Linked DNA regions of Homo sapiens: region 2 is linked to region 1. A link is a loop called in an ENCODE intact Hi-C map of the cell type or tissue named here. Cell type or tissue: natural killer cell. All regions are shown on one strand. Links, peaks and the distances in the headings refer to the core of each region. The heading gives the core; the rest is flanking DNA. Region 1 overlaps SIPA1L2 (signal induced proliferation associated 1 like 2). Region 2 overlaps SIPA1L2 (signal induced proliferation associated 1 like 2).

Region 1 (15,685 bases), core at 2,880-5,379:
AGGAACTTGTTAAAAACTGTCTGGGGGCCCCACACCCAATCTCATGGGTCAGGATTCCTAGGACAGTGGCTAAGGAATTTGTGTTTTTAACAAATTCCTCAGCTAATTCTCCAGCAACTGACCTGGCACTGGTCCACAGACGGGCCTTTGGGAACCTCTGACCCATGCCCTCTGTCAGTTCTAGAATCTCATTTTCAAAATCTGACGGGATTTAAAGATCTGTACAGCTAATGTCATTATGGAGCATTGTACCACAGAAGGCAGGTTTTGTCTTGACCCCAGCCTCATCTTGTTCTGTATTTCAGGGACCTTAGTTCCACAGTTCTCTTTAGCGTTTCTCCTGCAGTAGAGGTAGGCATCTCATTGCTCTGCTGTACCTCAGTGTTTTTAACAAGGACATGAAATCTGGGTTTTGTTTTGCTTTTGCTTATATTACTCTGGGCATTTGCCGTGATTGGGTCATATAGCAGCTAAGCCTCAGGATCTTTGTTTTTTAAAATACAAATTCTGACTCTCTAGACATTTCAGTTTGTTTTAAGAAGTGTTATGGGATGTGCTTTACTGCCTTCAGGAAACACAAACAATTCTGGAAGCTAAATTTATTTTTTTATCCCCATTGAAAAACTGCACAAAAATGCAAGGTAAGTCAGCATTTATTATGTGCCCAAATGATTTGAACATATAGCTGAGTTTACAGTAAGAAGTGATCAGTGTGAGCTGGAAGATTTCAAGGTTTCATGTGGACTGATGATGACAACAGCAAAAATACTGTTAGTATTTATCAAGTTCTTGCTGTGTCTCAGGCCTTGTGCTCATAAGCATTTTGCACATGTGATCTATTTAACCGTAACTGCTACTCCCTTCTACAATCTTCTCTATCTTAATAAAGGTCAACTTCATCCTCTCAGTTACTTACGCCAAAAATCCTGGAGTCATTCTTGACTTTTCTTGTTCTCCTGCTCAGCCCATTCATTAGCCAGAGCTGCCAGTTCAATCCTCCCACCAGGAAGCAGTCTGCTTCTCACCATCTGTACTGCTGCCACTTGGTTCAAGACCCCATCACCCTCTCTTGCCTGGATTATTGCAGTGGCCTTACCTCCATCCTTCCCATCTTAGTTCCCTGGAGCCTTTCCTCATCACCGCAAACAGAATGGCTAAGTCAGATCTCACTCCTCTGCTTAGAACTGTCCAGAATGAAAGTCAAATCCTTCCTGTGGCCCATCAGTCCCTCCCGGATCTGAGCCCGCTACCTTTCTAACCTGTGTGCTTGCTGTCTTTGCATGTGCCAGGCTTGCTTTCAATTCCAGTCCCTGATTGGAGCTCCTTCCCCTCCTCCCTCTCCCTTCCTTTCTATCTGTGTGGCTGATTTCCTCATCCTTTTCTTCAGGTATTTCCTTAGCCACCGTACCCTTCCGTTAACGCCCATACCGGCACCTACATGTCCCCAACCTTTCTGATCCTGTCCCATGATAGCAGTCGCTTTGAACAAGTTATGTAGACCCTACCCAAATTCAGTTGCATTCTACCTATCCACATTACCAACCACAACTACTAAGAAGAACCAAAAGATGTTCCTCTGTATTACATGACTTCTTCTGCCAGAATACTTGTCCTGTGAGAGCAGGACCTTTTCCAGGGCCTTTCATTACTGCATCTTTGATCCTAGACTAGTACCTGGAAGGTAGTAGTCACGTATACGTATTTGTTGAAAAAATAAAACCTCCTTTACATATGATGAAACAGATTCTGAGGGTTTAAGAAATGTGCCTAGAGGAGCAGAGTGAGTACATGGCTAAGCCAGCATTTGAACTTAGGTCTTGCGTCAATGTCTGCATATTTAATATCACAAGAAAGGGGATGGAAAAGACATTGCAGGGAGGGAACTCCAATAAGGAAGCTAGGGAGGTTGGGGTGGCTCAGGTGTATTTGAGAAGATTTTAAGGTGGTCTTAAGTGGTTTTGGTTGGTAAGGCGGATAGGTAAAATGCAGCTAAATTTGGGTAGGGCCTTAAATGCTGCATTTAGAGGCTTGAGAAGTTTTACTCTAAATTGGGGATAATAATAATTCTTATCATATAAGTTTATCAAAATTCAAATACTTAAAAGGCATTTAGAAAGTGCTTGGCACCTACAGAATGCTCAGTAAATGTTGCAATTTAGAGTATATTTTGACAGCAGAGCAAACCCAGGCTACTGTTACCACAGTAGAAATTTATAGTGTTTTGGACTCATATAAATGATTTCTAGAGCGTTCCCAATTTCACATTTTCATTTCTTCAAAACTAAAGAACCTTGTGAGTAAATAAATTGTACTACATTCAGCTGCTTAAATGGAAGATGGTTCAGTACTTGTGAGAGGGGAAAACGGAGATTTTAGAGTCATGTATTTAACTTTTTAGTTTTCCTCTATTAGAATTATGTTGAAGCCAATAGCTTCCAATCCTATTTGTGCATGACAACTCCCTTCTAAAATTCTAGATTCCAGGGCTGCTCCAGGTCCTCTGAACCAGAATCTCTGGGGCTAGAGTCCAGGAAGCAGGGTATAAACATCTGTTAGGTAATTTTAAAAATGTGTAGTCAGATTTGGGAACCGCTGGGCAAAACAACCCCAAACTTGTTAACCTTTTTTTTTTAGCGAAAAGGAGTATTTACCTTTTTGCTCAGAAATCTGTTGTGAAGACTTAAGAACCCTTTCTAGTTGTACTACGCTTTTATGGAGGGCCTCAGGCATGTGCTTAAAGGAGAAACTCCATGGCTAAAATGTGACAGGGGTTGTAAATGCAAGTAGAATAAATGGTGGCCCAGCACGGTGGCTCACGCCTGTAATCCCAGCACTTTGGGAGGCCGAGGCGGGTGGATCACGAGGTCAGGAGATTGAGACCATCCTGGCCAATTTGGTGAAACCCTGTCTTTACTAAAAATACAAAAAAATTAGCCGGGCGTGGTGGTGTGCGCCTGTGGTCCCAGCTGCTTGGGAGGCTGGGCGGGGGAATCGCTTGAACCTGGGAGGTGGAGGTTGCAGTGAGCCAAGACCGTGCCACTGCATTCCAGCCTGGCGACAGAGCAAGACTCCATCTAAAAAAAAAAAAGAATAAATGGTGAGGCTTCCTGCCCCTAGAGATGATGAGGATTCTGGTTATACAAGAAAGACTGCAGGAGAAACAGGTTGGTTCACCTTCAATGACAAGGGTCAGAGAAGTTATGCTTTAATCACCAGTGACTGCTCATACTGAAGTCTGGGAACCAGCACTTCTCTCCCAAACTGTGGGGTTGATGGTGAAATGAGGCTTCAGGTTGCTGATGACACATCATTCTGCAATAGGTGGGGCCGTGCTCAAGAGCATAATACAGATCTCTTACGGCTTTCTCTTGCCTTCTGTTGGCCAAAGTTGGCAATACCTTTTTTTCCTCCATAAGAATAAAAGCAAAACTTAAAACTATTTACTCCTAGCTGAGGAAAGAGAGAAAGAAATTGTGATGTCTGATTTGCCACCCTATCGTGATATCCTTGCTGCTTTCCAGTTTTGCAAATGTATGGGCTTTTAATCTTAGCAGCTAGAATATGGATGAGAAGGTGCACAACTCTGGACATTATCTTAGCTAGCATGAGCCAAGAACAACAGCAGGAAATCTTAGCAGGGCATTCTTTTAGCCAAGCTGTATTCTGGCACCCTTGAGCCCATGCTCCTCAAGGGTGTTTTACCTGGAAGCTTTTACTGGCCTCCGCCAAGCCAGGAGCCATGTCACCCATTCTTCTGTGCCCAGCTTCATACTTAGTAGGTCGATAGGTACGTAAGTGGCATGTCATTGTCAATGGATGAATATAATGTATACCGTTACATAGTAAAGGAACACAACGTATTTTGAAGGTCAAGTTTTAGAGGAAAGTTAGAGGGGAAAAGAGTCATAGATTATGGCTTTGAGTGTGTTAGATTTGCCACTTCCAGTGGAAGAAGAAAAACATTCCAAGCAAGAGAACTGCATAAGCAAAAACATAGAGGTGGAGGGCATACAGGGTGATCATGTAGATATTTTCAGCCCAACTGAGACACCTGTGTATCATAACTGATCATTCTCATTAATACAACATTCAAATAAAAAGTATAAAGAACAATGACCTAACTGTTAGCATTTTGGGACCCCAGTGGGACATCCATTTTGCTCTTGACTAGTGTTGTAACCTTAGGCAAATCACTTAACTTCTGGGTTTATAAAGTGGGGGTGTGAGAACAGATTATCTCCCTTAAGATCTCATGTTCTGATTGTGAGTCTAAGTGGGTGGTTAACACCCAAAACACCACACAGTGCTCTCTGTACAAGGGAAGAAAAAATGTTTCTTTGAGGCAGAAACCAAAAGTGTCAGTAAAATGCGATTGGGAGTGGTGTTGTGAAGTTTTGATGTTATTTGAGGGTGGTATGCCTGGGATCATGTCCAGTCTGCTCTGCCAGTCAAACATTTGAGGTTTCCTTGGGTTATATGGGTAACTAGCAGGAGCCAAATGGGAAGAAAGTGCCACACTTGATTGTAAGCCAGGTCTGTGCATGGGTCTCACCAGTGATGTGAGGCTGGAGGAGCTGCTGCCTTTTCCTAGGCCTGTCCAATTCTACTCTTAGTCTGGCTCTAAGAAGGATGAAGAGGAGAGTTGCCCGTTACAGGAAGGAGGAGCAGGAGAGATGCTTGAAGTTAATGAATTTGTCTATAAGTTAATAAATTTGGGTTAGGTTGGGTTCTTTTGAACAGATGAAGCCAGTAATGTTTGTGTTTTGTTTTTATTTCTAATTTTTAAAAAGCTGTGTGTAAATTTGAGAACCTGCGACAGTAGAAAAAAATGAAGCAACTTGGATTCTAGTTCTGATTCTCTGGAAACACAGTCATTTGACTGCAGGCAAATGCTTACTTTCCTGCCCTAAGACTTTTTCCTTGTCTGTTTAATGGAGAGAAGTGTCTCTTTCTTGTCTCTTCGGAGATTTTTTATGGATCGAATGAACCTACAAGGGTTTGGGGAATAGTAAATCCTTCAATAAATGTAATTATGTTAATACTAACATTTTATAATTAAATATTCAGACAAGTTCTTTGGGTCTACCTGTGGTTTTTAGAAAGTTGATTATATATATATATATATATATATAAAACTTGCTTACTTGCTAACAAGAGATCAGTTTTCACTGTTGGGTGTTCTGTTTGTCTCAGAGTTGTGATAACCACAGTTTCTGCATCCAACTCTTATTCATTAACTTGGAAATGCAAAGAAAGCAGTAATTTCCCATGATCATATTTTTAATAAGAAAATGGGATTTTTAATTAAAAAATTATCTGGGCATGGTGGTACATACTTGTAATACCAGCTGCTTGGGAGAGTGAAGTGGGAGGATCGCTTGAGTCCAGGAGTTTGAGCTGCAGTAAGCTATTGATTGCACCTCTGCACCCCCACCTGGGCAACAGAGTGAGACCCTGTCTCAAAAAAAAAAAAAAAAAAAAAAAAGAAGAAGAAGAAGAATTAAATGGGGTTTTTGGTGTTCTTGTTATTTTAGAAAATGCTGTATATCATATTAAGTGGTCATTCTTTTTTCCTTTTTTTCTTCAGGTAAAGATCTTTAGTGTTATGAACTTCTTAAAAATAATCAAGCCAAATTAATTAGTGGGCATCTGTAATTAAAAGTGGTTTAAGTTTCCTTTTCATATTTAGCACTCAGTTCATACTTGAAACATTCCAAATCCAGTATGTTTAAAGAAGAGTCTTCCCCTCAGTGCCCTGGAATTTGCTCCCTGTGCCTAGTGAATTAAAATGGTATCCCTCTGGAAGCAAAACCTAAAGAAGTACATTATGGGAAAACATTTCTTGAGGATTGATCCTAGCATTACTCCTGGATTTGAGTTTCCAGGAAACTTTGTTTTCTGAAGAATCCAATGAGCTGGCCAACAAAGCTGGGACAATTATGAGTCAAACCAGACAATTAAAAAGTATGGAGCCCTTTCTGCTCCTGTCCTCTTTTCTGCTTTTTAATTTAGTGACCTTGGAAGTTGTACCACAAAGTTTCTTGTTTTATTTTAGGACAAGTTTATTGCAGCAGAGGGACATAGAATTTAGACTTGACACAGTGGAGCCAGTATTTTTAATATTTTTCTTCACCCACCAGATCATTCTGCTGGTCTGTCCGTGTGGAATTGCTTTATTTTGGTGACAGTTCCTGAGTAGTTGGACTGACACTCTGGTACTTTGTCTTTATTCTGTCAGGCCCCCAAGAAGACGGCGGTATGGGAAGCTTTGGGGAGGCCCCCTCAGAAGAGGACTGTACTGACCCCTTAGCAGGACACTTCAGTCTGGGAGGGAAGAGTCCTTGGGCACAGTCTTGATGTGGGCAGGGACATCTGCAGTGAGAGGATGTAAAAATCCACAGCCCTGGCCTCCCTGTCTCAGATACCGGTCAGGGGGGCACAGTCTCAGATGAGTGACTTGCTGCCTAGGCCCACCTTGGAGAATAAGTCTAATTTTAGGGTTATCAACTCAGGGCAGGGCATGTGTCACAGGCCTACGGTATATAGATTCTGGAGTTGGAAGAACTCTCAAGCAGTGGGTTACGGCAGGGGCCCATGGCCTGTTAGGAACCGGGCTGCACAGAAGGAGGCGAGCAGCAGGCGAGCATTACTGCCTGAGCTCCGCCTCCTGCCAGATCAACTGCAGCATTAGATTCTCATAGGAGTGCAAACCCTACTGTGAGCTTCACATACATTTAGGTTGAGCACTCTAATGTCTCATGATCTGAAGTGGAACAGCTTCATCCCAAGCCACCCACCCTACCCACCCCACTCCAGTGTGTGAAAAAATTGTCTTCCACGAAAACGGTTCCTGGTGCCAAAAATGTTGGGGACCGCTGGGTTAGGGGATCCCATGAGAGGTGTACACACCATCTGGCCTGCTTTTTGAGGAGTTAGACTCAGATGCTGCCAAGCACCAGGGTCCCTGGTAGGATGACAGATACAGGCCTGGGGAGGCCGGGTCTGTGTTTTCCTGCAGCACAGTCCACTTTAACTGGCGTTCAGTATTGGCACTACAGGGACTAGGAGAGTCTTAGGCACTTCTCAGAGAGGTTAGGAAGTGGAATATTGGTCTAGAACCTAAGGGCAACCTTTTATGTAGATAATACTGATTTCCTCAGTTGCAGTTTTGCCAGCAGCTTGGTCTATCCCACTTCCTGATTTGCCTTCCTCTCTTGGCTCCTCAAAGCTGTTTTTAATTGGGCACAAGTTATTCCTCAGTGAGATGGAAAGAACACTAGCTAAGGACTGGACATATGCACGGGAGTAAATCGCTCCACCCTGCCTATCCAGGCGTCTGCTTGCTCAGGTGTCAGGTGGTGATTAGACTCATAGTTTGCATCTGTGGTGTTAAATCTTCTGGAGTACTTATGTGTGCTTCCTCACTGGTCCCACAACAGTTATCTAAGTGTGCTAAGCAGACATGATCCCCATTGTGCAGATGAAACTGAAGTAAGTGGCCTGCTGAGGGTCCCAGTCATGTCTCCAGAGATGTGATGCAAAGCTCTTAATTCTTAATCTTTTGTGCTGTCTACGACATGAGCAGCCTTGCAGTGCACCAAGCGTCTCGTGGGGTGTAAGGCCTGTGAAAATATATTTGAGTATAAAATATTATTGGCCGGGTGTGTTGACTCATGCCTGTAATCCCAGCACTTTGGGAGGCCAAGGCGGGCAGATTGCCTGAGGTCAGAAGTTCCAGACCAGTCTGAACAACATGGTGAAACCCCGTCTCTACTAGAAATACAAAAAAAAAAAAAAAAAAAAAAAAAATAGCCAGGCTTGGTGGCGGGTGCCTGTAATCCCAGCTACTCAGGAGGCTGAGGCAGAGGAATTGCTTGAACCAGGGAGGTGGAGGTTGCCATGAGCCAAGATTGCGCCACTGCACTCCAGCCTGGGCGACAGAGCAAGACTCCGTCTCCAAAAAAAAAAAAAAAAAAAGCTATTATTATTCTAACAAAAATTTCTGTTGCATAGGAATAAAGGGCAGTATTTTTGTAAATACCTGCCATAAAAAAAAAACGTTAAATTAATCAACAGTAGGTATTGTTCATTCAATGTTAATATCCATTTTCTTCTTTATCTTAGTGTGGGACTTTAAAAGGGAGAAGCAGCAGCTAACAGTCCTCTTTTTATACAAGGAAGAATATTATATGTTCTGTGTAATTTAAACATCCATTGGTTTTATGAAGGATCTTAAAAAAATGTTATATTTATTGAATTTAAAGTTTATTTGTATATATGTAAGTTAGCATACATATACAGTTACATAATTTGGACACATTAGAAAAATACAAGGAAGAAAGCAGAAAGCATGCATAAGGCTACTTGTAAGAGCTAACCACTATCATAATATGGGGGTGTTTCTTTCCTGTATTTTTATGTATATAGATTTTTAACATACTTTGTTTCATGCCTTATATAAACCTTTCTGTATATGGCTGTTTACACATAATATTATATTATAAATCCTCAAGTTGATGCATATTCTTAAAAAATTGGGATTGTGTAGTTATTTATTTTATATATGTACTATGTTTATCCCTGATCACTGACTGTTAAGACTGTTTCTGATTTTTCATTCTTGTAGTTTTGGATGAATATTTTTCTATATAAGTTTTTAATTTTCTTATTATAAGTCTCTTATTTTCTTGGGTAGATTTTTCAGATGTAGAGTATTTGAACATTTTATAGGACTTAATATATATTACCTTATTGGTGTTCAAAGAGAGCTGCCAGTTTGCATCTGTCTGTAGCATGTGGGACATGCATCCCCCAGACCCTCACCGGCATGGGGAGTGTGTTTGTGTGTGTGACATGCATGTGTGACACACTCATGGACTTTTGTAACTTGCTTGGTCAGAAGTGGTATACTATTGTTTTAACTTCATTTCTTCTATGACTCATTATTCATGTGCATGTCTTACCCAGCTAAGCTTCCTGAAGATTAGGAAGCTCTTTCATTCATCTTTCATACTCTTCCCACCCACAGCATCCAGTACAGTGCCCTGGTAGAACTGAATACGTTGATTTACTGAAGTAACAAGAGGGTTTTTTTATATCAGACAATAAACCACATAAAACTGTTCAGCAAAACTCAGTATCTTATAACTCAAGTAAATATGGGAACAGTGCAAAGATGGCTTTCAGTGTGTGTGAGTAGTGAATGGAGTTTGTTGTGTATTTGCTGCTAAAATTACTGTTTTTAAAAAATCAAATACTGGACTGTTGTATGGATTGGCAGGATTTTCTTTTCATGTCCTTTATGCCAAGTTGAAAGGAAGCATCTTCAGATTTGAAGGCTTTGTGTTTATTTGTTGCATTTTAATAAAGAATACAGTGATGGGACACGCTTTGCACAGTTTAGTTCAATTTTTAACAATATTGATTGATGTTAGTTTTGTTGAACACCATAATACAGATACTTTGCAAGAGTTTTCACTGTGGATTCAATGGAAAATAATATTAGTGAGAACAGAATGTTTTCCGGAAGGATTGTATTTTTTTTAAAGCTCCAGCCTGCCAGTTTTCTTATAAAATGCTCATGTTCTCTTCTTTGCTACCCACTGTCACTAAACATTCATTTAAAGAATAGGACAGATTATTTTTTATGATTTCTAAATGAAATTAATAAGTACAGTCTATATTGGTTGACATTAAGTAGAAATTCTTTTCTCCTTTTGCTGTGTTTTCCTCAGACATAAATGCCTCTGCTTAAATTATTAATTGGAATGACTGATTTCCTGCTGTGCCATCTGTAATTCAGGGGTCACATTGCTGAAAAGATGTATTAACTAATAACCTCCTGAGAGAAGGAGGTGAGGGCTATCTCTTTTTATCTCTTTCTGATTTAAAAAGATTTAATGGGAAGCAGTCAATACTCACAGCTGTTCTTCTGTCTCCTTCAAAAAACTCCATGATCAAAATTATCTATTTAACAAAACAGCCCTTTGTTTATTCTATTTTTGACTTACAGAATGATGGGCAGGGTAGCAGTTTACTACCAGAAATTGGTTCTTGTTCCTTATTGACATACAGGAAGTTTAAAACTTTACAAAAGCCATATTCTAATACAGTATAAAGTCTCTCAAATAATTTCAAATGTAAGTTGTAGTTGGGAAGAGAATAGTGCTTCCCTGGAGATTGTTTTGGGCAACTCACTCAGCTTCTAAAAGCTTTTCTTTGCCTCTTGGAGAATCAGCTTAAACACTGCAGTCAGTTACTGGTTTGTGTTCTCTTATTCTTTGTGTGTAAATCAGTGAGCAGTCATCCTATACTTTGTAAACCTGACTATTTCCTTTACTGGGTTCCTTTGGAATAGTTATGGGTTTCATTCATTTGCTTAATTTCAAATCAGTATGTTTGTCAATAAATATACACTCATATATTACATTTTCAGCTATTTCACGGCTTTAGATCCCATTGAATCTTTAGAATAATCCTTTGAAATAGATAAAATTATTCCCACTTTACAGATAGGAAACTGAGGCTCAGAGATTACAGATGGCTTTACCATCATCTCAGCAGCATATAGTAGAGCTGGATATTTGCCGAGGGTCCATATGCCAGGACATGTCTATGTCTTCCCCATGCTTAGAGTTTAGAAGAGGATAGCAGCAAACAATAAACTGGTATAGAATAGTCTGGTGTAACTTAGAGTAAAAAAAAAAAAAAGGCACAATGCTATGGGGGCCACTTAGACCCAACCTTAAGGTTTGAGAAGGCTTTTTAAAAACATGATACGTGAACTGAGGTGTGATGGATAACACCTCTTAGTAAGGCAGGAAATAAATACATCTTGAAGAGATGTGGGCAGAGGTAGTGCATGTACAAAGGATAAGAACATGAAGGTCAACACATGGGAGCATGGAGGGTGGAAATCCAGCAGCTGCACAAGGGGCTGGAACTCATGGACCAAATCATGAGTGGCTTGTGCTGCCTTAAAGCAAGCAGCTTTATTCAGAGGGAAATAAGGAACTGTTGAAGGGTTTCATTATAATCTAGGAGAACTATGATAGTGGTTCTAACTCTGGTCGTGGCAGTCAAGATGAAGAAATTGACATGGATTTGAGGAGTATTTGGAAGGTAAAATGGGCAGGATTGAATGTGGGCTGTGAAGGGAAGGCAGGATGAGCACTGGGTGTTTGGGTTGGGCACCTGAGTGGTTGGTGGTGCCTTTCCCTGAGCTGGGCAGAGGAGGAACAGATTTGGGTGCAGGGAGGGGTAGGCAGGAGGACCTAGACTATCTTCCTGCAACTGTGAGACATCTTTGGACTTGTGGATAAGGATTTATGAGTCATCAGCATAGAGATGGCATATGAGACTATGAGGTTGGCACAAGGGAATGTATAAAATTAAAAGAGAAGGCAGGCTAGGGTAAACCCTGAAAAACATCAGCATTTAAAGACAACCTGAGGAGGAGGAGGAGCCAGCCAGCAGACCAAAAGAGACAAATGAGAATCAGTGTGCTCCAAGCATGTGTTATGATACTGTGTCGACTCAGGACTTTGGGATACTTTGGTCTGCAGTCATTTCAATTTAAATGGATGGATATAGGTTAGTGATGATTGTCAACCGAGTGTCAGGCATGACTGGGAGTAGAAGCAGTGACTGTGACAGACCAGGACCCCACCCAGATGGAGTTTACCAAGCTGCTTTACTTACAGAGTCACCCAAGAGCTCCATTTAACAAACCTTTGATTGGGCCCTTTCCTTCACTATGAAGTACAAATCAGTATAAAGGAAACTCATAATATGGGTTTCTTGTGGAGACTAAATCCTTCAGGGTTTCTTTATTGAGGTCCTGCTTTACTCCAATGAAAAAATTCTTAACTACATCAAGGAGATCAGCTTTTCTGGGATGTCACTTGAGAAATTCCTCCAAATAGCACGTGGAGTACTTTAAAAATTAGTTGGCCTAACACCAGTGTGAACTTTCCAGCAAGAAAAGATTTTATTCCCCTTCGCAGATCATAGGTTACCCCTATGTTATAAAACCCCAAAGAGGAGAATTCTGCTGGTTTTTATGTTCTCATGTTCAAAAATATTTATCTCTGGTACCACCCCAGTGTTTAATTCAAGATAAATGTTTAAGAACTTATTTTCATGTTCAGATCTATCAAAAACTTACCAGGCAAAAATATTATTGAACTTGTATATCAATTTATTACCATTATTATTTAATAGTAGCTACTTATCAAATTGTCTTATAGCTTTGATTTTCGTATTCTACTGTAATAGGAATGTGAGTTAATGGGTTGTTTTATAGCCATTTGGTTATAATTTCACTTAATACCAGGCTTAGTTTTTGGTAAATGCATTTTAGGTGATCAGACCTCAAGTGCGAGCAGCACCTCAGCTCATTGATTGTCTTCTTGGCCACAGAGAGAGGGTAAAAGTGGGATCAGTTTGTTCTTCCTTTTATTCCCTGTCCTATTATCCATATTAGTATTAGAGCTGTTGGGATACTGGCATGAAAAATAAGCATTTTTTTTACTATAGTTATACTTGTATTATAAATCTGCTATATAATTTTAACCATTTTTTCCCTTGAATGGGGCTCGTAATTTGTGCATTTTGTGGTTTTCAATCCATTTGCTACAGCTGCATTCCTGATAAGTGGCTCAATTAGAACTCTAATATTGGTCTTAAAGACTCACTGATGTCTCATGGAAAACGTCGAAAAACATCTTATTTAAAGACAATTATGCTTAAATATCAAATGCTCTCCATTTCTTTTCTATCCCTTTAAAATTATTACCAAGACAGTTAGCATGAGAACAGCTCCTTCATGCTCTAAAATTCTTCAATTTTGGTCGGTGGCCTTCCCTAGCCCTTCCTCACTTGGGGGCACCCCACTACCTGTGGGGTTTCTGTCTGGGTTTTTAAAGTGCTTGCAGAATGTTGGTGATAATTATTTATTTTTACTGGGGAGCAAAGCCATAGAATTTTATGAAATGCAAGAATAATTGGAAACTATGGGGAGAAGACCAGTGCCCCTCACAGTAAAAATTAGCTTAAAGAACAGAAAGAAAACTGTATGTAGACAAAATCTAGAGATCTGTTTTAATTAGATCATTCGAAGGCAAACTCCGTCTTCTCACCACCCTCCAGATGGTCAGAATCTAGGTTTAGGAAATTACCTGGAAGAAAAGATATTCATGTTGCTGACAAGGTCACAGGCCTCATATAGAAGATTAGTCTGTCATCTTTATAAAGTTCTAGGGAAGGTATTAAATGAGTCTCAGATTTTCCTTGATGTTTGTTTTTCCTCAAGCTGTACCAGCTTAGAAGTATGAGTCCATTTAACTATTCACTTAGGAAAGCAGTTAGTATCCTTGTGCCTTTAATTAGAATAAGGCAGGAGGGAGCAGGTGGTACCAGTGGCACTCACCATATACATGTACAATGAGGATCCAGTTTATTCTACATCTTTTTAATATTTCGTTTCATAGCACGTTTGCTTTCTAAGGAAAAATACCATGGCCTTTTTGTTTGAGGACTCTGCATTTGCCAGTCTGAAACTCTCATAACTGGTTTTTTACAATCTGTTAGAATGACAAAATGATGTAAAATCACAGAGGGGGAAGGACAGGTGTGATTCACAGCTGCTCACGAAGAAGAAGGCATGTGTGGGCCCTCGCTTCATATGGCTTCTTCTCTAACTCGGACACGAAGCTGAGGTGGCCTTTTGACCAGGTCTTTAGATTGCACGGTTTCCATGTGCCATCCAGTTTTGGAGTGGTACCATTCACGGGCAGGCATCCAGAGCCCCAGGAAGCTGGCTGCATGCCACCTACAGAAAATGGAGCTCTGCACACAGCCGCGTAGCCACGCTCACAAGAGGACAGAGACTGGTGGCAGGATTGGCCGTTTTATTAACTACCATGTTTGGGAATGGGCCTTGGGTCTACTAGAGGAAGCTGCCGAGATGCTTAGAAGATGAAGTATGACATTCTTTTCTTTGTATACAATTAGAAGACATGTCTGTAATCACCTCATTTGGCTGGTATGGAAGTGGGGGTGGGAAGCTGTCTTTTCAGAGTGGAGTAGTTGCTGAATTTTGTGTTTACCTGTTGTAAGGATTTGGGAAAATGGCATGGAGCAAACAGTGTCCTGCAAAGTGTTAACAACCATTCATAGGTATTTGACTTTATAATGAGTGATTTTCTACAAAGTTATATCAAATGAAACTTTTGTGGTTACAATATATTGTAAAATATATTCCTATAACCACCAGAATTTTTCATTTAAATATTTTCTAATATAAGGACTTACTGCCTAATATATTTGTACAGTAATTTGTTAATTTAATAATATTTATTAAACATCTGCCACATACTAGAAACAGCTCCAGGCACCGTAGATAAAATGGGGAAGAAAACAAATTCACAGAACTTTCTCCTGGGGAGAGACACACAGAGAGAAGCAGGAAGTCCTTAGAAGGCATGGAAATGGGTGTTTGGGAAGTAGAGGACACCATGGGAGTATGTTGTGGAGTCACCCAGTTGCGGGGAGAGAGATGATCATGAATGGTTGTCAGTTCAGCTCAAGCAGTGGATGCTCCATTTAGAGGGAACAGCTGGGACACAAGCCTGGAGAGTGGGCTGTTTGAAGACTTGAAAGACGCTTGGTATGTCTGGGGCAGGGCGTAGAAAACAAGGGAGGAGGGAGAGAGATTAAAGAACCACAGAGTTTCCACAAGCTACAGTAGAGCAAAATCTCAGGGGAGGAGTTACAAGGAGATGGGATCCGGGCTGCATCCCAGGACCAATAATTGTGGCCAGGGAAGGAGGTATTCTTAACTGGCCACGTGTTAGGTGTGGAGTTAGCCTCACACAAATTAAATGATTCTCCAAAGCAATTCAAGCCACCATTACCAGAAGAAAGGGGAGTGGATTTTAGATAGGAAAAATCAGTAGCTGTCCACTAAAGCTAATGTTCTTAGCACAAACAAGTTTTCAAAATTCACAACAGAAGGAATATTCTGAGATACCTTTAGGAAAGAATTTCACATGCTCTGAGTTTGCTATAGTTTTCATCCTTTGTAGTGAACCTAATGATAAGATTCAGCATAAATTCATCTATTTTTAATTTCGTATATTATTTATATTGTAAAATCTTTATTTGAGATGGGATCTCACTTTGTTGCCCATGCTGGGGTGCAGTGGTGCGATCATAGCTCACCGCTACCTCTAATTCCTGGGCTCAAGGGATCCTCCTGCTTCAGCCTCCCAAGTAGCCGATACTACAGGTGTGTACCGCCACGCCGGGCTAATTAAAAAAAAACAGGTTTTTGTAGAGACGGGCTCTTGCTGTGTTGCCTGTGCTCATCTCAAATTCCTGGGCTCAAGCGATCCTCCTGCCTCAGCTTCTCAAAGTGCTGGCGTTATAGGTGTGAGCCATCACACCCAGCTAATCTTTATTTTTTGACTATATATTGGTGTCTTCCATTTTTTCACAAGATATGTGTAATAAATATTTTGTAACTTTAATTTCATCTGTTAAACATTGAGAAAGCTACAAATGTTAGAGGAATGTGAAAGCTCAGAAGATAGATTTTCAAGTAAGAATCTGAGCCCAGTAAATTATAATAGCTAGTCAGGTTTTCCAGGACTAATTATTATCTTATTCTCGCTAATCCTAGTTT
Region 2 (15,685 bases), core at 7,724-10,223, 72 kb after region 1:
TACAGGCATGAGCCACCGCACCTGGCCAGTCCTTCCTTTGTTAATTCATTAGTCCACTGTATAATTTATCTTATGCAGAAAAGGATATGAGATAACTAAAGCAACTCTCTGATGTAGGGGAGCGTTATTGGTTTTAATAGATTACAATGCTCGTTATTAACACTATGCATTTGATCTCTTCAGTCCCTGAGATCCCTTAAAACTTTGCTCCCATAAAACCTTCATTTAGATTTTCAAAATGTGATCAAGTAAAGTGAGCATTTCCTTTAAAAAAGTGACACTTAAAACTTTTGGCTCTTGTAAGTATGATCACTCTGTCCCACGTCACTGAATCCCATGCAGCTAACGTGGGCTAAACCCACTTTGGTCAGAAGAGCTACTGTTTCTCCCAGTGATAACCAGCCCCACAGAGTTATAGAGTGCCAGCCTGCTTATTCCACATGCTGTGGATGTGTTACCCCCTGTATTAGTTTGGTAGCACTGCCGTACTAATGCCACAGGCTAGGTGGCTTAAACGGCAGACTTTTATTTTCTCAGAGTTCTAGAGGCTGGAAGTCTAAGATCAAGGTGTCAGCAAGGATTGGTTTCTCCTGAGACCTCTCCCCTTGGCTTATGGATGGCCGTCTTCTCCTTGTGTCTTCACATGGTCTTCTTTCTGTGTGCATACATCCCTGGTGTCTCTTTGTAAGCCCAAATTTTCTCCTCTTATAAGGACACCAGTCAGTTGGATTAGGGCCCACCCGAATGGTTTCACTTAGCCACCTCCTTAAGGGTCCTTTCTCCAGATTGCGTCACATTCCCAGGAACTATGGGTTATCTTGTCAACGTGTGGATTTTGAGAGGGACATAATTCAGCCCATTACACCTCCTGTCTACTAAGTTTAAAGCATTTTGCTTAAACAACAATAACAACAAACCCTGGGTATGCAGCAATTAGGAGAACAAGAACTTGCAGAATAAACCAGTTAAGTTGAAAGTGTGTGTGTATGTGTGTATGTATATGTGTGTGTGTGTGTGTATGTATATGTGTGTGTGTGTGTATATATATGTCAAATTCGGAAAGATACATATTATGGTATCATAGCTCATCTCATTTTGTTTCTGTTTTTACTTCCTCAGTGTTGGAGTTTCCAGATCAAAAGATGTGCCACCATTTGGCCCACCGATTCCCAAAGGTGTAACTTTTCCAAAGTCAGCCGTGTTCCGGGACTTCCTTTTAGCCAAAGTAATCAATGCAGAAAATGCAGCCCATAAATCAGAAAAGTTTCGAGCAATGGCCACTCGAACGAGGCAGGAGTACTTGAAAGATCTGGCGGAGAACTTTGTCACAACCGCCACCGTGGATACCTCTGTGAAGTTCAGCTTCATTACGCTGGGTGCGAAGAAAAAGGAGAAGGTAAAGCCAAGGAAGGATGCCCACTTGTTTAGCATTGGGGCCATCATGTGGCACGTGATAGCCCGGGACTTCGGCCAGTCTGCTGACATTGAATGTCTTCTCGGGATCTCCAATGAGTTCATCATGTTGATTGAAAAGGATTCCAAGAATGTTGTATTCAACTGTTCCTGCAGGGATGTGATTGGGTGGACATCTGGATTAGTGAGTATCAAAGTGTTTTACGAAAGAGGAGAATGTGTCCTCCTGTCCTCGGTAGACAACTGTGCTGAAGACATCAGGGAAATTGTTCAGCGATTAGTAGTAAGTACATGTTTTCTATTTTCCCGCCATCCTTATGTTTTCAATTCCAGATTCAAAATAACTTTCACTGGGGAACTGCTACCATGATTATACCAATTAGGGAATGCATTACTATTTGTTACAGATACAGAGCTTAATTTTAAATGCTGGGTCCTTTTGGGGAGTTGTTGAATACATGAATGGTGGAGAAGCAACCATCATAAATCAATTGGAAAAGAAAAGTTAAGCCAACCTGCAAAAGAGAACATTAAGATGTATTTTAGTAGCATTTGAAGGAAAAACAGAAGTGTCTGGGTAGAATGTCTGTTTATGGAGGCTGACATAACATACCTTCCCAGTGGGTAATTAACAACAGAATTGCTGTTGACTGTATGAATGACGAGTCCTATCTGCAGTTTCACCCCTGCATGTTTATACAGCAGCTATTTTTGTTTAATGTGCCAGATTAAATATATTATTAATCTTAGAGCCACAGTTTCTTAAGGGAGTTTTTCAGAATTACACATTAATTTAGAAAGGCTTTTGAAAAGTTAGACTTAAGAAAGATTTTCATGTATGTGATTTTTAGTGCAAAACCCTTATATTTTATCCATGGTGTTCAGTAGTCATATTTCTGCTCCCAATTTTAACAAAGTAAGAATCAGATTTTAGTTTGAGCATATAAAATAAAGTAGTAAGAATAAATCAAACTACTTCTAGTTTTTATTTTTGGTAATATAAGAAAAAAACATGCTTTGACAATAGAATTTCTTGTGTGTAAATCTTCCCCCAAGAGGGATGTAATTTTTTTTTTAATTAGAAAAGGTTTAGTTCACTATGGATCATGAGAAAAGGAGAAATTATATCCATTTCTTGCCCCCTTTCCTCCCACCAAAAATATTTCCTCCCTTTTGTTATTAGAGACCATGTATAAGAGAAGGTAAAATCAGGGCAGTGTCTGCTAGCCTTGGAAAAGTAATTTCATTATTTGTGGACTCTGTTTACAGTAAAGGGCCTCAGTGTGTTCAACAGTATTATCAGGTATACGTGAGCAAGCCTAGATAAGAGTTTGGGGTGATTAAGTAAATGATTAGTTTATATACCTAGAGAATTGACTTGAATTATACTGGTGAGTCTCTGGATGCATTCTGCTTTTGCTAATTGCAAATACTTCTTTTTAGCATATCCACCAAATCATTATAATCTGTGCTTCTGAAAATACAACACAAATACCACTTCACCAACCACAAAAATGTACTTTCCCTGGATATTTACACATGGGCTTTTATACATTTGCTATTCGATGGACTCCATCCTATTTTCCTAGAAAAGTGTATTGTCAGTGTGACCAAGATGCACAATATTACAAATATATTTTAGGAATTATATTCTGTGTCTAGGATGACTTGCAACATGAGCTGTTGGAAACAAGCCAGACCAAAGACTGTTGAAGGGATTAGATCGTAAGGGTTGATGCAGAGTGGTAGTAACAGAAATGGGAAGAAAGAGAAGAATGCAGTCTTAGTGGAGATGTTGGGAATGCCTGCCCGTTTGGCAGATGGTTAACTCAGTATCCATTCTCAGGTGGTGGAAAGTGGAACTAAAGGGTCTGTCTTGCAGGTAACAGTACAGGAGCAGAATGAGAGTTTGTTCCTAGAGGGCCAGGCAGGGCTCACTTCACGGATGTGCAACCCATGCAGTTGCACAGGGACCCGCTCTCAGAAGAGTTCGTGCTTGGTTGAATGCTCTGCCATTGCCATCTTGAAATACTTACTAATTTTTTCATAAGGAGCCTCGCATTTTGATTTTTCTTGTGGCCCCACAAATTACATAGCCAGTCCTGGCTTGGAGACTACAATTTTCGTGTGATAATTGGGTCCATGGAAGAAGTCCAAATACATGGAGAACACCTTACTTCAGACTTTGGGGATGTTAGGAAGCAATAAACAGAGGGGATAAAGAAATAGCAAAAAGACAAAGTAGGGGAGGTGGCAGGTGATTGGAGGAAATGAGCAGAAGAGCCAGAGCTGGAGGACTCTGGAAAGGCTCAGCCAATAACTCTTCAGCCTGATACATGGATGATAAACTTCACCTGATAATCGCATTGATATTTGAAAGAAGGCTGGGTACATCTTATGTGTCGTCTTTTGATAGGATTGCTTAGAACAAAGTTGAAAAAGAAGTGACCAAAATTTATTTGTGTTGTGCCTATTACAGAACTACTTCTTCAAGTTTTAGTTACTTCAGTTCATGACTTTAGAAACGTCAATATTCTAAAACATCATCACTAACTAAAACCAGCAGTCCCCTTTCCGCATTTTGCTGAGTCGTGAACTGTCATGCCTGTCTGGGAAAAGCTGATTGGCATTGTGTGCACTTGTGGTAACCATGGAAACATCAGACACAGTGGTGATACATGAACCAGCCCCAGTCCCACAGCTGTACTTACTGTCATAGGTCTTATTAAATAGGTATCTATGTAGTCAGAGCATGTTTCATAGAAATGGAGTGTTCATTAAACTGAAACTTCATACATTGCCTCTGGGCTTTTGGGGATAGGAGTATGATACCTCCCAACTTGAAATTCCCACAGATAGGTGAGGTCATAGTCATCGGGTGATACTTAATGAGCCCATGTTTTTCTTTCATTGGATGTAAACTATGCTCGGTGAGTGCTTTTGAGGGCTGCATTAGTGGTGCTTTAATGTACCAAGTGGGATGCAATCCACCATTCTTCTTTCATGTTCCTTTTTGTGGAACTGCTGTTGACTCTCTCTCACTCTTGAGTAAGGTACATACACTGAGGCTTCCATTGCTTGGGGCTGCCCTCAGCCCCTAGGAGACAGGCCTAGTGGAGGAGAGGCAGCCCATAAGCACAGAGGGTCTGTCTGCTGCCTGCCAGAGCACCATCCTACACACTTGCCTTGTGAACAGATGGCCAAGGAGTCTGGCTGGCCTGCCCCCACCATGGATCTGAGTGGTCCTCACCACTCAGGCAAGCATAGGCAGTTGTCTGTCCTCAAGAGAAGGACCCTAGGGGACAGAACACTCCACAGTATGTCCCTAGGGCTGGTGCGTAGAGAACATTTAGAGTTTTCCTAAAGCTCTGACTTTCTGCCACTGCCCTTCCTGAACCTCAGAGTGGGCTCTTAAGCGTTAGCTTTCAAGTGCTTTGGGGTGTTTTTCTTTGCTTGGGATGAATAAATTGTCTCATGGTTTTTAGTGCTTGCTGGTTGAAACTTGTAATGGTCCACAAAGTCTTTACAGGTTTTCCATTGCAAAAATCCATCTAGAACGATGGGATTTATATGCTTAAAAGTCAAGTCAATTTACCTAATAAAGGAAAAACGGGAATTATCTGAGCCCATCTGAAGCTCTCAAGCTCTGGGTCAGTGACATCTAAGAAAGCAGGACACCTGTATCAAGAACAGATATGACTTAGAATGAAGAATGAAACCATTGCTTTGCTTCTGTTATTTTCTTTGCACTTGATGCAAATGTTAATTGTGATCAGCTCTGAACTTAAATGTGTCCTTGTCCTGTCACTTGGACAGTTTGAGGAAAAGGCAGAGAGAGACAGGCTGGGCTGCGAGGGCCCAAGGGAGAGGGCTGGCATGGAGGCCCATACGTGCACCTTTGGCAGAGCCCCATGGCAGCTTGGGCAGGAAGGGCATCTCTAACAGTCTCCTTCCCCCTTAGATAGTGACGAGAGGCTGCGAGACTGTGGAAATGACCCTGAGGAGGAACGGGCTGGGCCAGCTTGGCTTCCATGTGAATTTTGAAGGAATTGTCGCAGATGTGGAACCTTTTGGCTTTGCCTGGAAGGCTGGCCTTCGCCAAGGGAGCCGCCTCGTGGAGATCTGCAAAGTAGCCGTGGCCACTCTGACCCACGAGCAGATGATCGACCTGCTCCGTACTTCTGTGACTGTGAAGGTGGTCATCATCCAGCCCCATGATGACGGCTCGCCCCGAAGGTAAGGCGTGGGAGGCCCAAGTAATGCTCACTCCTCCTTTGCCTCTGTAGCAGGTGGCTGTCCTCAGTGCTCCTGCAAGGTCCTCAGAAAATGCAGTCAAGTGTGTCTTTGTACAGTGTTCTGGGATGTCACTCATTTGTACAATGTTGTTGGGATGTCACTCGTTCGAGGAATTGAAAAGGAGCTTTAAAATATGTAATAGATGATAAAAAATAATTTGCTAAGCATTTTAATGGAACATTGACTACATTAAAGCTGAGCTATTCTGAACTAAGGGGAAGAGCACCTGCCTGGTTCCCCTGGACCTCTTATATCTAAGAGGAAATAATTCTGTATCACAGCTCAGCCTTGAGCACATTAAATACTTAACTATTCAGTTAGAATTTCTTCCCATAACATGAAGCCATTGATTATTTAAAAAATATTTAACAGACCAATAGTTGTAGGTATGAAAGAATGTTGGAACAGCACAGGTACTCTCTGTGGTAAATACTCCATTCTCAATTGAAGCTTGAGAGATGTTGAACTGGTTCAGGGCGTTATCATAAACTGTCAGGAGAAATAGATGAAAAGGAACGGCTAGACTTGGAAGGTTCAGAGGCGGATAGGTGGAGGGCTGGGATAAGAACGGGGTTAGAAAGCAATACTATTACATTACTAATAGAAAATAATCATGCCCAACATAAAATATTAGGCCAAAAGGAGAAAGAATGCTAATTAAGAAGGAGCCGTTTATTGAGGCTGTGGCCCACTACTTGTGTTAATGCATGACTGGTGGTAGTATCTAGAGCACCTTCCCTCTATCTTCATTCCCAAATGGAGTTCGTACAGGCAGCCTTAAGAGCTCTGGCTTTTGAGAGACAAAGTATGCTTGGAATCCAGGAATTTGCTGTGTGGCCTGGGGCAACTCACACACTCTCTCTAAGTCTCACTTACTCTCTGTAAGATGGGATTATTATATCGCCTACCTCCTATGATTTCAATGAAGATGAAATAAAGTAACACATGTAAAGCACTTAGAACCTTCTAGCATAATTGCCCCACACATTTAATTTAGAAAAATAAAACTTTAGGGGCTGGGCGCTATGGCTCACACCTGTAATCCCAGCACTTTGGGAGGTCGAGGTGGGCAGATCGCTTGAGCCCAGGAGTTTGAGAGCAGCCTGGACAACATGGCAAAACCCCATCTCTTCAAAAAATACAAAAATTAGCCAGGTGCAGTAGTGTGCACCTGTAGTCCCAGCTACTCAGAAGGGGAAGGTAGGAGGATCCCTTGAGCCTGGGAGGTCGAGGCTGCACTGAGCTGAGATCGTGCCTCTGTACGCCAGCATGGGTGGCAGAGTGAGACTGCATCTCAAATAATAATAATAAATAAAACTTTAGCATATTCATTTTAATTTCTTTCATATGAAAAAATAAATTCTGATTATCCAAAGATAGTAGGATTGTTGGGTCTACTTTCTGGACTTACTAACCTAGGTCATACTCTCTCCTTTCTCTGTTTCCTTTCTTCCTCCTTTAAGCCAGCACTCTCCATTAGCACTTTCTACAGTGATCTGTGTCTGTACCGTTCAGAGCAGTAGCCACAAACCACATGTGGCTATTACGTACATGAACTGTAGTGCAACTTAGGAAACGAATTTTTCCTTTTAATTAATTTACATTTAATTGGCCACGTGTTGCTAGTGGCTGCCATATTGGATAGATCAGCTAAACCATGATCTCCTTTTAGGAAAAAAAGCCACTTACACTGTCTTCCTCTATGGTTAATGTGCAAAATCTTGCAAAAATCTTTCTCTATTAGTTATCTTAGCATTTGCCTCCAGCCTCACTTTCTGTGGCCTTGTTTCCTGTATTTGCCCAGTGTGTTTATAAAATAAGGATTTAAGAAACTAAGTTTTCTCTGTAGAGTATCAGTCCCGTGTTAAGATGTTTCTTATTGCCTTGCCTGATTCTGCCTAGTTGAATCTGTCTGCTTTTCCAGAGTCCCATGAATCACATGTACTGCTATGAGTCCAAAGAAAATAAAAAATTAATTTATTAAAAATGAGTCTTGGAAATAACAAAAGGCAAATCCTTTAGGCCTTAAAAGCTAAAGTACTGTATATGTAAAATTCTTTTATAGTACATTTTCCAGCATTTGTTAGAAATTTTTTCATACAGTAAGATTTCTGTCTTCCTTAGTAGAAATACAGGTTTTTAATTATTAAGATAAGAATCAGTCTTTTATCTGCCTTTGTATCAAGTCTTTTATCTGTCCTAGCAGCCGATTACTATAGAATTGGACAAAAATGTTACCTTGCGCTTCCTTTGGGTTAAAAAATAACATTTCTTGCCTATTTTTAGTTTTGGTTTACTGTTAGTAAGAAATTTTTAAAGCTTTCAAGAGATCTGTTTAATAAAAATGGTAAAGTTGTCGTGATATTTGGTATTTAGAAATACAATTTAGGAGGATAGAATTTTCTACGAAATATTGAATTGTTTTTCAGCTAAAACAAACAAAAACTACAATTTAAAAGTTCCAGCAGCTGTTATCTTTTTATCCAAGGACATGTTTTTCCTCTAAGGAATCAGTTATCTGCCTTGGTCTACACATAATTAATTCTTTGTTTTAAATGCAAATTCTCTTAATGGAGCTAGGCAAGATATTTATTTAAAGATTTTGCCCTTGCCTCCTAGGAGTCTCATTAATGTCATTCCCTAAACATACAGGGTTTTTTTTCCCAATTAATCTGTAATAACTGTCTTTTAACCTTAGCCAGAAGGATTAGAATTAGCTATTTGCCTAGTAGCAACGTTCCAAAATTGGCACACCCATCACCCACATTTCTGCAGGTCATGAAGGCTTTAAGCCTAGCCTGTATCATTTAAAACTCTTTCAATTCAGTTTTCCAATTTTCTAGGAATCTGAATTTGTAAATTTTTAAATCCATATTTTTGTTAGTTTTGATTTGTTTTCTGCCTGCAACTGTCTGGGTGCCCTGATAAAAGTATTTGGTGTTGTGAGACAACCTCTCATAACCAGATACCACCCTTGCAATACCAGCCCTTTGCTTTAGACCGCAAGTGTAAGTATGAAGTGTCATTTTCAGTTTCACCCTCGCGCTCAGCATGTTTAGCCTTCTGCATTATTAGATTTGTTAAGAAACTGTAGAGGAGGGGCTAAGGGGAAATGGGTAGCACTTCACTCCTTTTAAAATTTAAAATACAAACCCTTTAAATCAAACATCCTTTAGTACTGTTAACCATATAGCAACACATAACAGGATGTGCCTCAAGCTAAAGCTATACATTTGACTTGCAGCATGGAAAATGACCTCCAACTTTCTCAGATGGACTCTTCGTGCTTGTGAGGGAGGAGAAATATTATTTAAATGGACATGTATATGCATGTGTGTGTTTCTGTGTGTATGTGTGTATATATACATATACATTTTTACAGTAGTTTTTAACATAAACACTATGAAGACTACAAAAATGGCCAAATTAAGGAATTATGAGATATTTTAGTCTCATAAATGTTGTGAAAAATGCTTCAGTTCATTTTTGCCATTTATCAACTCCCGTTTTAGAAAATCATTTGACATGGGAGCCCAGCTCCTCCTGTGGGCAGCATGAGTGGCCTGTCATTTAATAGACAGTTTTTCTTGTCCTCAGGTCAAAAGGTGTTTGGTTTTGACTCAGAAGCTGCTGGAATAAATGCAGTCTTTAGTAGGAAAAGTATTTATTAATCTGTTGAATCCAAAGCCACCTGTGTTTTGAATTCCCATAAAAGTATTTATGTTCAACCTAAAGCCACCTGTGTTTTGAAGTCCCATTTGCCAGCCTAAGGGAGGTGACAGTCTAGCTTGTCCCTCAGCGTGAAGGGAAGTCAGAGCCATTTTTAGTTTTCCTTGTGGAGTTGCAGGGAACACTGAGCAGGGAGAATCCCCCTTGAGGGACACTTATTAACTGATCTCGTGCTGGGATTGGATCCTGGAGTGAATTCATATACATTGGGAATGAGTGGCAAGAAGCAGTTTGGGAATAGTACTCTTCAAATGGAAATGAGGTTTGAAAGGGGAACCAGGGTGTTTCTCAAGCAGACAGTCTCTGTGGCAAAGATGAAGAGTTGCTGGGGCCAGAAATGCTTAATTAAGATCTGTCTTGTTTTTGCAAGGGATAATTTACAGCCACCGGTATGGCCCTGGCCTCTGGCCTTCAAAGGTGACTGACATTCTATCAGTGTCATTTGAAGGAAAGCATATCAACCTAAAAGGCGGATATAAAGGAAGTAACAACTCATCAGAATTATGCATGAGTTGTTATATAATGTGAGTGAATTTAGTAAATATGTCCAATAAAAATGGAAATGAAATTCCTTGCTGCAGTGCATCTGTTTTTTTGTGATTTTTTTCATACTTTGTTGACATACTATCCAAGGCATTTTTCTATATAATGCAAAACAGTGGAAATTTTCTCATGTTATCATGAGTCTAAATTATTATTCTCTCATCATTCTATAAAAATTAAAACTTTATGTTCTCATCTCCTGTTTTGCTGTCTGTTGCCTGGTCATTCAACTCCCTGAAGTATGCAGAGAGGAGAGTATGGAAATAGAAGGAAAACTCAATTTTGTCAGTTTAACAGTTTTTATTTTTAGATGTATATCTACACACATACATATATAAAATAAATGGTGGGCTGAAATCTGGACTCAAGTGAGCCTTCTTTTTTTAAAAATTTTTTCCATGCTTTATCCCATTTATTATTCATTACAAAGCAGACTTTTTTTTCTTCCCAGCTTTTAGGTTCAAGGGGTACATGTGCAGGTGTGTTACGTGGGTAAATTACGTGTCGTGGGGGTTTGGTGTACAGATAATTTTGTCACCCAGGCAATCAGCATACTACCCAGCAGGCAGTTTTTCCATCCTCACCCTTCTGTCACCCTTCACCCTCAATAAGCCCTAGTGTCTATTATTCCTTTCTTCGTGTCCATGTGTACTCAATGTTTAGCTCCCGCTTGTAAGCAAGAACATGACAGCATTTGGTTTTCTGTTGCCGTGTTAATTTGCTTAGGATAATGGCCTCCAGCTCCACCTGTGTTGCTGCAAAAGACATGGTTTCGTTCTTTTTATGGCTGTATAGTATTCCATGGTGTATATGGAATTTTCTCTTTTTTTTTTTTTTTTTGAGACAGAGTCTCGCTCTGTTGCCCAGGCTGGAGTGCAGTGGCGCGATCTCGGCTCACTGCAAGCTCCGGCTCGCTGCAAGCTCCGCCTCGCTGCAAGCTCCGCCTCACGGGTTCACGCCATTCTCCTGCTTCAGCCTTCCGAGTAGCTGGGCCTACAGGCACCCGCCACCACGCCCGGCTAATGTTTTGTATTTTTAGTAGAGACGGGGTTTCACTGTGTTAGCCAGGATGGTCTCGATCTCCTGACCTCGTGATCCTCCCACCTCAGCCTCCCAAAGTGCTGGGATTACAGGCGTGAGCCACGGCACCCGGCCAACCACATTTTCTTTATCCAGACCACTGTTGAACATCTAGGTTGATTCCACGTTTTTGTTGTTATAGTGCTGCAGTGAACATATGCGTGCGTGTGTCTCAAGTGAGCTTTTTATATTCGAGTTCCAACTTATTTGTATGGATAATAAAAATTAGTTATGTCTAGTGTTGTCTTATGGACGCTCCAGTATTGAATTTTGATGTGAAATGTGAAAACAATACAGAACAAAGGTAACCTAAAGTACAATCACTATTCTGAGTCCTCTGGCCAGTTTCTCCAATATAACATTCAGATTGTTCTCTCACTCCCTAAAGTAAGAACATAGGATTATAGAATTTAAGGTAGATTGCCTTGCATTCACTCATTCATTCATTCATTCAGCCACTCACTCTTAACTAGCTTGTGCCAGGAACTGTGCTGAGCACTGGGGCTGTTAAAACGGATGGGACAGATGTAATCTGACTTTCAAGGACTCCTTTTAGTCTTTCTGGCTTTCTAAAATGCAGTAGTACTTATTCATATTTTGGCTATTTAAAAGTGATTTTTCTCAAACTACAGCAACAACTTACTACTTAATAATAAATGTCTCAGGGTAGTGTAGAAAATGCTGTCACCCTTTCCAAGTAATAATCTACACTTCAGTGCCCACGTGTTTTTTCATTTTGAATGTTGGGATATTACCATCACAATAAGAGGAATGCAGAGGATGGCGGTAAAGCATGAGCATTGTGTTAGACTAGTAACCATCTCATGCTTGACAGGTTACACCGTGGCTACCATAGTGGACAGCCATTGGATATTCTCCCCCCATAGAAATACATTCGTCAAAAATCAGGCGTCAGATAGCTAGCTATTGAGAATCTTCTCTGTATAATTTTGAAGTATTACAGTGCAGTGTTACTCCTGCTCTCAAGCTTTCTAAGAAACAAAGCAGTTGATTTTGACAAGAACGTGCTGAGCTTCTGTCCAGTGCTCTGCCAGGTACTGGGGATACAAAGATACCATCTGCCCCTGTGTCTGCTTCTAGTAAGGGAGGAAAAGGATGGAAGGAAGCTGATGAATTAGTAAGTGCCAGATAGCCTCACTTCCTATTTCATACGATACCTTTTCAATTGCTGACCTTTATAAGAGGGCTTGGTCAAGTGTGATTATGGTTCATATGTCTTTTTTTCTACCTATTCTGGGTATCTCTGTTTCTATCTGTAAATTAAGGAATTTGTTGAAAAGCAAGTTACTATTTCATTTAGTGCCTATTTCATGTATGCCACTGCCCTAACCTTTACAGTAAGTTATACTATGTGGTTATCTCCCGGTTGGAAGCCTTTGATTTTTTTATGTACCAGAAAGAGTTTGTGATTCAAGCGAATGAGCATCAATTACCCCTGTCACCTTGTTGGATAATTTGGAGTATTTTAGCTATTAGCAAGCTATTAGCATAACAGACATTAAAATGATTAAAATATCAGTGATTACTTTAATCCCTAGGGCTATAAAATGATTCTTTTACAAAATGCATAATATTAAAAAAACATTTAATTTGTTTTAGAGGATCGGCTTTTGTTTCCAAAGATTCTTTTAGCACCTACTGAAAAATATGACATAGTGTAGGCTGCAGTAACTGTTCTTGGATGGTTTTCAAAAAAAAAAAAAAAAAGCCTTGTGTTTTAGGAAGAGCCCTGAACTTTGAGTCAGAGGACCTGAGTTCCATTGTGAACCCTATCTCTGATTAGCTGTATCATCTTTCCAACCTCTCTAGCCCTTCTTCTGAAAAAATGGAGATTTTCTTTGTACCTCACAAATTTTTGTGAAAGTCAGATGATGTATGTGGAGCACTATAAAGTGCTACACATGCTAAGGTGGTGGATTGGAATTAAAGAATAGCATTGCAGTACTTTGTAAGGCTTTTCCTTAGATTATTGGGTTCACTTAAAGATTCTCTGTGATGCAGCCAAGTAAGGTAAAACCAATAGGGAATTTCAGAGTCCAGTAAATGCAAGTTCCAGTCATGGGATTAGATGAAGCTGTGACTGCACAGTCTGTGGTACCTGGTCCAACTAACTGGTCAACTGCCCTCTCTTTTTTTGATAAGAATATGTATTCTTCCCTTTGAACCTTCTCAGTTCTCTAGGTTTTTTGGTTTTGTTTTGCTACTCATCATTCCCTTAGGACTCTTCCCCTTTCTTAGTTTCATAGTAGCGTAATACAAAGTCATGCATCCTACTTTTATGTAAGATGAAAAGAATAAAATAATGGGATAATGATATATATTGTTCTACAGATGAATGTAGATGAAGGGAATTTTACAGCTTTAAAGATTTTTTTCAATTTGAAAGTTAAACTTTAAAATTCCAGAACTCTATAAACATCTGTTATCTAGAACTTTCATAAAATTTTATGTGCCTTTTGCAGTTTAATGTTGGTTTCCCCCTTTTTGTGGAAACAGAAGTAATAATGTCTATTTGTAGTGAACTTCTTTCTTTTGAAGCTGTCAGTTGAGGAAGTTTACATATTTTATGTAACTTAATCTTGATGCACCCTCTGCTGTTACTATTCTGTTTTCAAGAGGAGGGTCTAAGAGGTTGTCACATTTCTAAGCTACACATAGTCATGTCTGGGTTTTAAGCCTAGAGCCCAAACTCTCTCTTTAATGGAGATAGTTTGGTATCTAGGGTTCCTGTTGGGAACAAATGGAAAAAACCATATGGCTTGACTAGACTCAAACAGTGATGGTCTTGACGGTCAGCCTGCAGAGTTTGAAGACATGATTTAGAACCAAGTCCATAGCCTGGCCAGCAGGGATTCCACCTTCCAGTGTCCAAATTATTGATGGTAAATGGAAGGTTCTTCCGAGAAACTCAAGGTGTTGTTGGAAAGGAATGGGCCTGGGTGGGTGGATGCCATCTTGGGGGCCTTCCTGGGTGCCTCTGAAGTTGTGGAATGCATACACTACAGTACTTGGCAGTGACCGTGGTGTCTGTTAACTGTGGGGGCCTTCCTGGGTGCCTCTGAAGTTGTGGAGTGCATACACTACAGTACTTGGCAGTGACCGTGGTGTCTGTTAACTGTGAGCAAGATAGGACACCCCCTCTTTGCTGATCATGTTCAGGAAGCCAGGAAGTGGTGGCAGCTGTAACCAAGAAGTCTTCTGGTAGGAAACTTAGCTTTAGGCATCAGGAAGCAGGGGAGAAAGCCCATGAGTATGAATATGAATAAGTTAATGAGTGTCCCTTTTACAGGATTAAGCCATCCCAGGAAGTCCACGATGGTGAGTGCAAAAGGACAAGTAATACTGTTTTTAGAATACAGCAGTAAAATAAAAGATCCTCTGAGGATGCCATCTAATGGAATTACTTGTTATTCTTACAGTTTGATAATGCCACATTTTTAACTAACACATTTTCAGTGACCTTCTTGGTCTACAGAATGTTTTGCCTTCCAGTGTATGCTTTTGAGAGAGAAGAGAGAATAGACTCAGAAAAGTTATTGGCTAGACAAGAAATGTGAAAAATTGCACTTATTTTTAACCTGGAGCTGACTTTGTATTGATCCCTATGTAGCATGGTAATTAGGAGCATAAGTTGATGATGTGTACATTTGTTATGGAGCAAAGAGGAAATCAATATGCCTACATAAAAGTGATCCCACAGCCTTATCTTGAGGTTTTTTAGTATCTCCTGTTGGCAAGCAAACTGTAAAGAATGTGCCAGAAGCTAGAAATGCAGTTTCCATCCATTGACTTGATTTGGTATATCGAGAGGAAGCCAAGCATGTGTATCAATGAGGTCTGAATTTTTCTACTGTAGCAGGAAAGCAAAAGTCTTTTCTTTAAAAATGTTGCAGTTACACACGGGTTGAGCAGCTTGTTTTTTTAGAAATGTCTTTTTGTGCTAGGTTTTTGGGCATTTGGTCTGTTCGGGTTTCAGTTAGCCTTTATTTAACTCATCGAAATATTTGCCATGTGCCCCATCCACAGCAGCCCCCAGTTTGACACTCCACATGAGCTGGGGTGTCTTGCCTGGTGTCCTCTGCTAAAACCCCCCAAGTGGGAGAGAGGATGCGTGCCAAGGGGGACGCAGATCCATTTCTGATGGGCACTGCAGCATGAGGACTTCTCCAGGCTCATTTGTCATTCTTCTTTTATGCCTTTTCCCATTTCCCTAAACATTGGTTGAATTTTCTGTATGCATCCTTTAAGGAATTTCTCATATATATGGAACGGAACTGAGTTTGACTAGGTTTGATGATCGCTTATATCAGTAGTACTAATTTGGCACCTTAGTCATAGAAGTAAACAAAGCAAAATCTAGTTCACAAGAGTAGTTGCTGTAAAAGTGTCACATAATAACAAAATTAGTTTGATTTTAAAATAAAACCATTCTTTTGAGAATAGCTAATTTTTATTAGGGCAAAAGAATGCCAGTTCTTAGTATTTTAAAAGACCTTTCCTATATGACTTTCTGCACAAGGTTGGAGATAAAATAATTCCACCCAGATTCTCTCTTCAACTTAATGGATTGCACAGATTTTTGCCAGCATTCTCTCAAAATATG

Evidence for each region. A loop is a pair of places that touch in the nucleus more often than their neighbours do. Peaks named below come from ENCODE experiments on the same cell type or tissue, not always from the same donor. Only the 100,000 strongest peaks of a DNase experiment are listed, where the experiment ranks them.
Region 2: it touches region 1 in a loop (10-fold over the local background); 1 of 110 quality-filtered maps calls a loop at or near these places.

What each region holds. Positions count from the first base shown.
Region 1 is chr1:232,517,526-232,533,210 of GRCh38, reverse strand. All of the region lies in intron 2 of SIPA1L2 (signal induced proliferation associated 1 like 2), which reads left to right. Among named protein-coding and RNA genes, the nearest start is that of SIPA1L2, 100 kb to the left of the region's middle. In natural killer cell, for the core only: no CTCF peak of the experiment used is centred there; a DNase peak (open chromatin) is centred at 4,290; H3K27ac peaks cover 500 bases; H3K27me3 peaks cover 345 bases.
Region 2 is chr1:232,450,851-232,466,535 of GRCh38, reverse strand. SIPA1L2 (signal induced proliferation associated 1 like 2) reads left to right here. Exons shown (of 23, transcript NM_020808.5): 9 at 1,120-1,696; 10 at 5,375-5,649. Among named protein-coding and RNA genes, the nearest start is that of SIPA1L2, 170 kb to the left of the region's middle. In natural killer cell, for the core only: no CTCF peak of the experiment used is centred there; a DNase peak (open chromatin) is centred at 8,735.